2 separate regions of the Homo sapiens genome follow, and region 1 is linked to region 2. A link is a contact called in ENCODE Hi-C or POLR2A ChIA-PET data. All regions are on one chromosome and are shown on one strand. The core of a region is the stretch at or near the end of the contact, and the rest is flanking DNA. Distances in the headings are between cores, read along the strand shown.

Region 1 (2,956 bases), core at 77-2,576, 1.2 Mb after region 2:
GGAGGAAACTGAGGTACCGAGCAGTTAATTAACCTTCTCCATCATGCAACCAGCAAGGCAGAGCTAGGATTTGTATCCCAGTAGCACCTTTTCCAGATTCAAGCTCAACTCCTAAATTCTCCTGCGTCTTCACTGTATTGTTTTTACAACACATTTGCAGGTTGTGGGCTAAGTCACCGGCTACTGAGAGATAAAGAAGTAACACTCCTATGAATTTTACATTTCTGGCTGGGCACCGCAGCTCACACCTGTAATCCCAGCACTTTAGGAAGCTGAGGCAGGAGAATTGTGTGAGCCCAGAAGTTTGAGACCAGCCTGGGCAATATAGCCAGACCCCATCTCAAAAACAATTGTGCATTTCTAATACTCACTGAGCCCCTGCTATCCCCTGGCTCAGTGTACATTGCTCTATATCTCCTAGCAAACCCAGGAGCTATGTATGAACTGAAACCCTGGTTAAATAGCTTGGTCAAAGTCACACAGCTCAGGTGGGGGAGGCTGGGTTTAAAGGCAGGCTGCTGATGCTATGATCCATACTTGAGGCTACTGCTGGCCACAGGCTCCATCTGAGGCCCTGTAGGGGGTGAGGGGAGAAACCCGGCCCCAGAGACAGGGTCTGAACCCTCTGCTGCCAGCCAGTAGAGAAAACAGTCCCTCACCCACAACGTGGGGATAACACTGCCTACCACACCAGGCAGTGGAAAGAATTAAATTAATTTAAATAAAGGAGACAGTGCAGAGTACCTGACACGCAATAAGCACTCAATGAGAGCTATTATTAGAGGTAACTCTCCCTGCTTTCAGTCTAATGCCATGTTTCTTATCACTTAAGGTGATCACCTTGTTGCTCTTTAAAATATTATGTATGGTTTTCTCTAAGATACATGTAAGTGTAAAATGCAGAAGAAAAGCATGCGGGGACGGGGGCGGGGGGGAAGAAATTCCGTTTTCTTTATTGATCAGCCTTTCCCCCAAAATACTTTCTCAAGGAATTATTAAATACTCAACATGGCGCTGCACTACGTTATTTTAATTTAAAAAAAAAAACGCGTACCAAACAACGAAGCTCCTGCCCTTGGGAGTTTATACACAGGCTATGTTAATATTTGCAAAGGGCCCCGAGTGTCTAAGCGGCTAATGAACGTCTTGGGTCGGTTTCCTCAAAATCCAGCCCATTGTTTCCCCGGTGAGCACGATCCGAAGCCTTATCCCATAACGCACTGTAGCCCGAATCTTTCTGCCAACAACCGCTGAAACTACCAGAGGTTAAAGCAATTAACATGAGATGCAACCTCACCGTGGCGCAGCTCCGCGCGCCCCCGGCTGCTGCGACCCGGGAGGGGGGAGCCCCGGAGCGGCTGCGCCCGGCCCCGCACCCCCGGCAGAGCAGGTTAGCTCCCCCTGGGTGGCAAGCCTTTGCAAAACAAAACCGAAAATGAGCGTTCGCTCTCCTGACAGTCTTGCCTAAAAGAACCTCGTCTATACTGCAAAATCCCATTAGGTACACAAGTCCGGTCGGCATTGTCACTTTTAGCGTGACTTCAATTTACACATTCAAAGAATACCTGTCCGGAGCATGGGACCTGGTAGAAAGGTTAGGCTCTCTCCGAAGGAAGTTCAACTCAGGATTTCCCTCCCCCGGTGCTGCACACACCATCAACGGCAAAACCTCCCCTCCCAGTTGCAGATCTAGACTTGCTGAGAAAGGTGCTGGAGATGTTTCCAAGGTCATCCCCAGCACCGCGAGTCCAGCCTTCTGCACCACGCAGATTTTTAAGAGGAGATGCCTATCGCCCGTGGGGAGTCAAAATTAGAACCTCAGTTTCCTTTGTGCTGTCACCCTACTGGTAAGAATTCTTACACTGTAGATGCACTGGGTGCTCAGAATTTTATCGATGATCTTATTATGGAAAGCTATTAATAAGCTCCAAATCAGAGACCTGCTCTGGAACCACGGAGCAGGGAGCAAGGGAGAAACTGCTATCTTTTCTTCAAACGCTCGGACCTAGCACAAGTACAGAACGTAGTGGCTGCAGGCTCGGCCGTGCTCCTAACAGCGCTGACAGCTGGATTGGCGGACGCACTCCAGCATCACTGTCAGGAATTAACACGTTCCCAATTTTCACTGCACCCTTCCACTCTTGTGTGAAATGGAGTGGAATGTTCTTTTCAGCGTTCATCTCTAAAGGGAGAAGAACTATTTCTCACTATGTGAATACCTCACGGGGGATTCCCATTAAATAAAACTGCTTGATGATGACCTAATTTGTTCATTCAAGAGAAGAAACTCTTCCTATCCATACATTATTGTTGTTATGGTTTCCGTTGTTAAATTATACATAAAAAGCCTCAGCTGAACCAAGCCTATTTTAGAAATAAAAATGTTCTTGGGACATGAATCTTAATGAGATCCTTATTTTAAATTGCGCCTGAAAATATGCATTGTTTTCAGTGCTTCCTTATATTTTCACCAATTTGTTGTCCTAAATGCATTTTAAAAAAGTTATAAAATGCATTTTCTTATAATGTGTTCTAGGTTTGTCTGTTGCCTTTTTGGTCTTAGGTTACTTTTTAGTGACCAGAAAATAAAATGTGTAGTTAAAAGAGGTTTTCCAGGCTGGGCGCAGTGGTTCACGCCAGTAATCCCAGCACATTGAAAGGCCAAGAAGGGCAGATTGCCTGAGCCCAAGAGTTCTTTACAATGCAGCTTTTTTACAATGTCTAGATCCCTGTCCCATCCACGCACATATGCACAGACACACTACAGAGCGCCCAGCTCACAGCAGACACTAAATGGTGAGAGAATGCAAGAGGGGGTCAGTGGTCCTGTGTCTCCCTAAGTCCTGGGCAACAAGGCAAACACCTGTCTCTATAAAAAATTTAAAAAAAAAAAATTAGCCAGGCATGGTGGTGTACATGTCTGTAGTCCCAGCTACTGGGGTGGGGGGAAGGGAGT
Region 2 (2,909 bases), core at 342-2,841:
TTTTAAGGGATACCATATGTAGCATCTATGTCTTGGGCCTGAGGACTGGTGCTTTTCTGAGGATGACACCAATAGTTAAGTTTTCTGAAAAGTCCTTGTTTATGTGTTCTAGAAAGTCATACCTTGAATTTTCATGTTTTTCCCTCAACATTCTGCCAACTATTTTCCAATTTCAAATTCAATCTCTCTTTGTAAATTTACATAGTCACTCTTTCCTTACCCTATGTCTTGGGAGTATCTTTGATTCATAATAATTCTAGTATCTCTTTTTTTTTGACATTTGAAGTCAACTTTCCTCTTTCATTTCTGATACTCATAGCTTTTGTTTTATGTTTCTTATATGATATTTATCTATCTGTCTATTACTTTGGGCAATTTGTTTAACCTTTCTGAGTTTTTTATTTGCTGAAAATCAGCTTAGTAATTAGATTAAAGGTATGACAACAATTAAGAGGCTAAATGACATAATGTACTGAAAAGCACCAAGCAGAAACTTGGATATGTATATTGCAAGCCAATCTATAGTTTCTGAGTTTCTTCTTTTCTCATTTTCTTTTATTTTTTCTTAATTAGAATATTCTCTTTTGCTACGCATAATTTAAATTTATTTTTTTACTTATACAAAACAGAATCATATCATTCCTGTTTTATATTTATCATATTTCTTTATATGTCTATGACATCATTGTTTTACCTCCAACAACCAGGAATTCCAAGACACTAGCGTATTTAAAACAGGCTTGATCATCATAGCCAGGGCTGGTCAGTGGCCACAGCCTCAGCTCCAACTGCTTCAAAAGGACTTTGTTAGAGCTGAGTGTGGCTGACCTCCCCTCTTCCCAGGGGAAAGGAGAATGTAAGGAGGTCTTCAATGTATACGTGGCATCATGGTCAAAGGCATTTTCAGTTTCCACTGTTCATACCTGGCCTCGAGTCCTACAGAATTCTGATCATTGCCAACTCAGTCCCTCAAGATTATCTCCTCCTGTCTTAGCAAATAGAGTCCCAGCTTCACTGACTGTAGCTGCTTGAGGAGAAAACAAGACCACGTCTTAGTTCCATAATAGATTAAAGGTTTTCATGAGCCATGCTGTGGCTGTGCAGTTCCCCTGGCTTTTTCTTTCACAAGAAACAAATCAATGTACTGTCTTCATTTGTTTAGTCCCAGAGTTTCCAAAGCTCTCTCTCAGGTAAGAAGAAGAGCTCAAGTGTTTTGTTTTTTTTTTTTTTTTTCCTCTCTAAGAAGACATCATCTTATCCCATTAGTTAAAGAATATTTGGTTTCATAGATTGAATCTAAAAATATGGATACTTACAAATATGAAACCTATTTATCCTGGTCAAATGATGGGATGCCATTGAAATTGAAGTGGTATTGTGTAAAGTTTGTGCTGGATAGTTGTTTTATTTATTTTATTTTGCATGCAGCTTCTGAGAAGTTTGAACAGTAGCAGTTTGTGATGTGGCAGTCACTCTTTCCAACAATACTAAGAATTAGTCTTTGTCCACACACACCAACTGCAATGCAGTCTCTGTTCTAGCACACACTGATGCTGTTGCCTATTTTCAGCTGGGTTGATGACTACATTCCAGACTCATGAAAACTAAGCACTGCTGTTATGGTACAAACCCTGGGTTTTCCTCTTGGCTGACACTAAAAATAACCCACCAAATTTGTAATTTTCAAGATAATTTTGGCTTTGGCTTTGTAAATGATGACATACATCTGGATTATGTCCTCTAACCTTGACATTGTTTCAAGTGTTATCTCTGAACACATCAGCTCTTAGTTTGTATTAAACAAATCCATATTAAATTATTTTAGTTTTGTATCTATGTGAAAAAATACAAGTGCAAATGTTTTGAAGATGATTCAGCATATATTTTCCCTAGTAATCATTTCATTTTTAAAATGTCCATATAAGTAGAATATATTAATTTACTAAGGTATAAAAAAATTTTAATGCAGTATTTTACTTCCAGCTACTTTTCTTCCACTTCAGACATAGAAAAAGAAAATATAGTTGAAAAGCAACTTATGACATTTTTCAAAGCTGCCAAGTTGTCGAACTTTGATTCTTGTGAGGTGCTAAGAATAAGCACAAGAGGGTGAAAAGTCTACCTATATCACTCTTGGGGCTCTGTGACAACTAGGAAAAGTGATTTCCACTCATTCCTCAGTCCCTGCCCCAGCAGGATGAAAGCATGTTGTTTTACAAGAAACATGCGCCTTTTCTTGAGTAGTAGGGAGACAGCTGATGCAATTGGAAGCTTTGCCATCTGTCCCTGTGACCACAGACTTTACACAGAAATGCTCCTACCAGGTCATGTATTTAGATTCTGTGGTCATGTATTTATACTATGTAATTAAAACTGCTGGGGAGAGAAAGGGTAGGCCAGACTGTGATGGTCTCTCCTTCAAGCCCTTACATAAAGTCTATTCCTGTTCTTGTTTGCCTGATGTTGATCCAGAACTTTTCAAGCTATCAATTTAGTGTAATAGATGCCTGTCATGACATTCACAAGGAAGGTCAAGCTACACACAAAATGATTTTCAAATTTTAACTTGGTAAGAATTTTTCATGAAGGATAGAATGCTGTATTCTGACTTAAGAAAAGATTTATTATTTACAGAGTGATCTTTAGCAAGACTTGGAATTTCCTCCTTCAGTGACTTTTGTCTCTCAGTCAGCTAGTGAAAGCACACAAAATGATCTTTCAACATTTTATCCAACGTTTAAATATTTTTATGGTGAGTATTTTGTAAAGGAATATAATGCTGTGAGTACATTTATCAGTGGTGTTTTTTTTCAAGTCTTATGGTGATAAACAAATCTGGGATGGGGATCATGACCCTCTGTTAGCAATGAACCTCATCACTAAGTCAGAGAGAGATTAGCTAGAAAACC

Evidence for each region. A loop is a pair of places that touch in the nucleus more often than their neighbours do. ChIA-PET counts read pairs that join two places held with the same protein, here RNA polymerase II (POLR2A). Pooled maps may share reads with other maps.
Region 1: a loop to region 2 is called in a map with no recorded cell type, with 2.4 times the contacts of the local background. The contact joins two enhancer-like sites. A Hi-C loop is called at or near these places in 1 of 37 single-sample maps with no recorded cell type and 1 of 50 pooled maps. POLR2A ChIA-PET finds 5 or more read pairs at or near these places in 1 of 52 experiments (OCI-LY7).

What each region holds. Positions count from the first base shown.
Region 1 is chr1:200,301,030-200,303,985 of GRCh38, forward strand. No RefSeq gene overlaps it. Among named protein-coding and RNA genes, the nearest start is that of LINC00862, 71 kb to the right of the region's middle. RefSeq lists silencers at 1,245-1,434, 1,460-1,677. Within about 2 kb of position 1,327, at least 13 of the 41 ENCODE cell types and tissues checked have a DNase peak (open chromatin) inside an H3K27ac peak, as active enhancers do.
Region 2 is chr1:199,082,225-199,085,133 of GRCh38, forward strand. No RefSeq gene overlaps it. Among named protein-coding and RNA genes, the nearest start is that of LINC01222, 65 kb to the left of the region's middle. Within about 2 kb of position 1,592, at least 2 of the 41 ENCODE cell types and tissues checked have a DNase peak (open chromatin) inside an H3K27ac peak, as active enhancers do.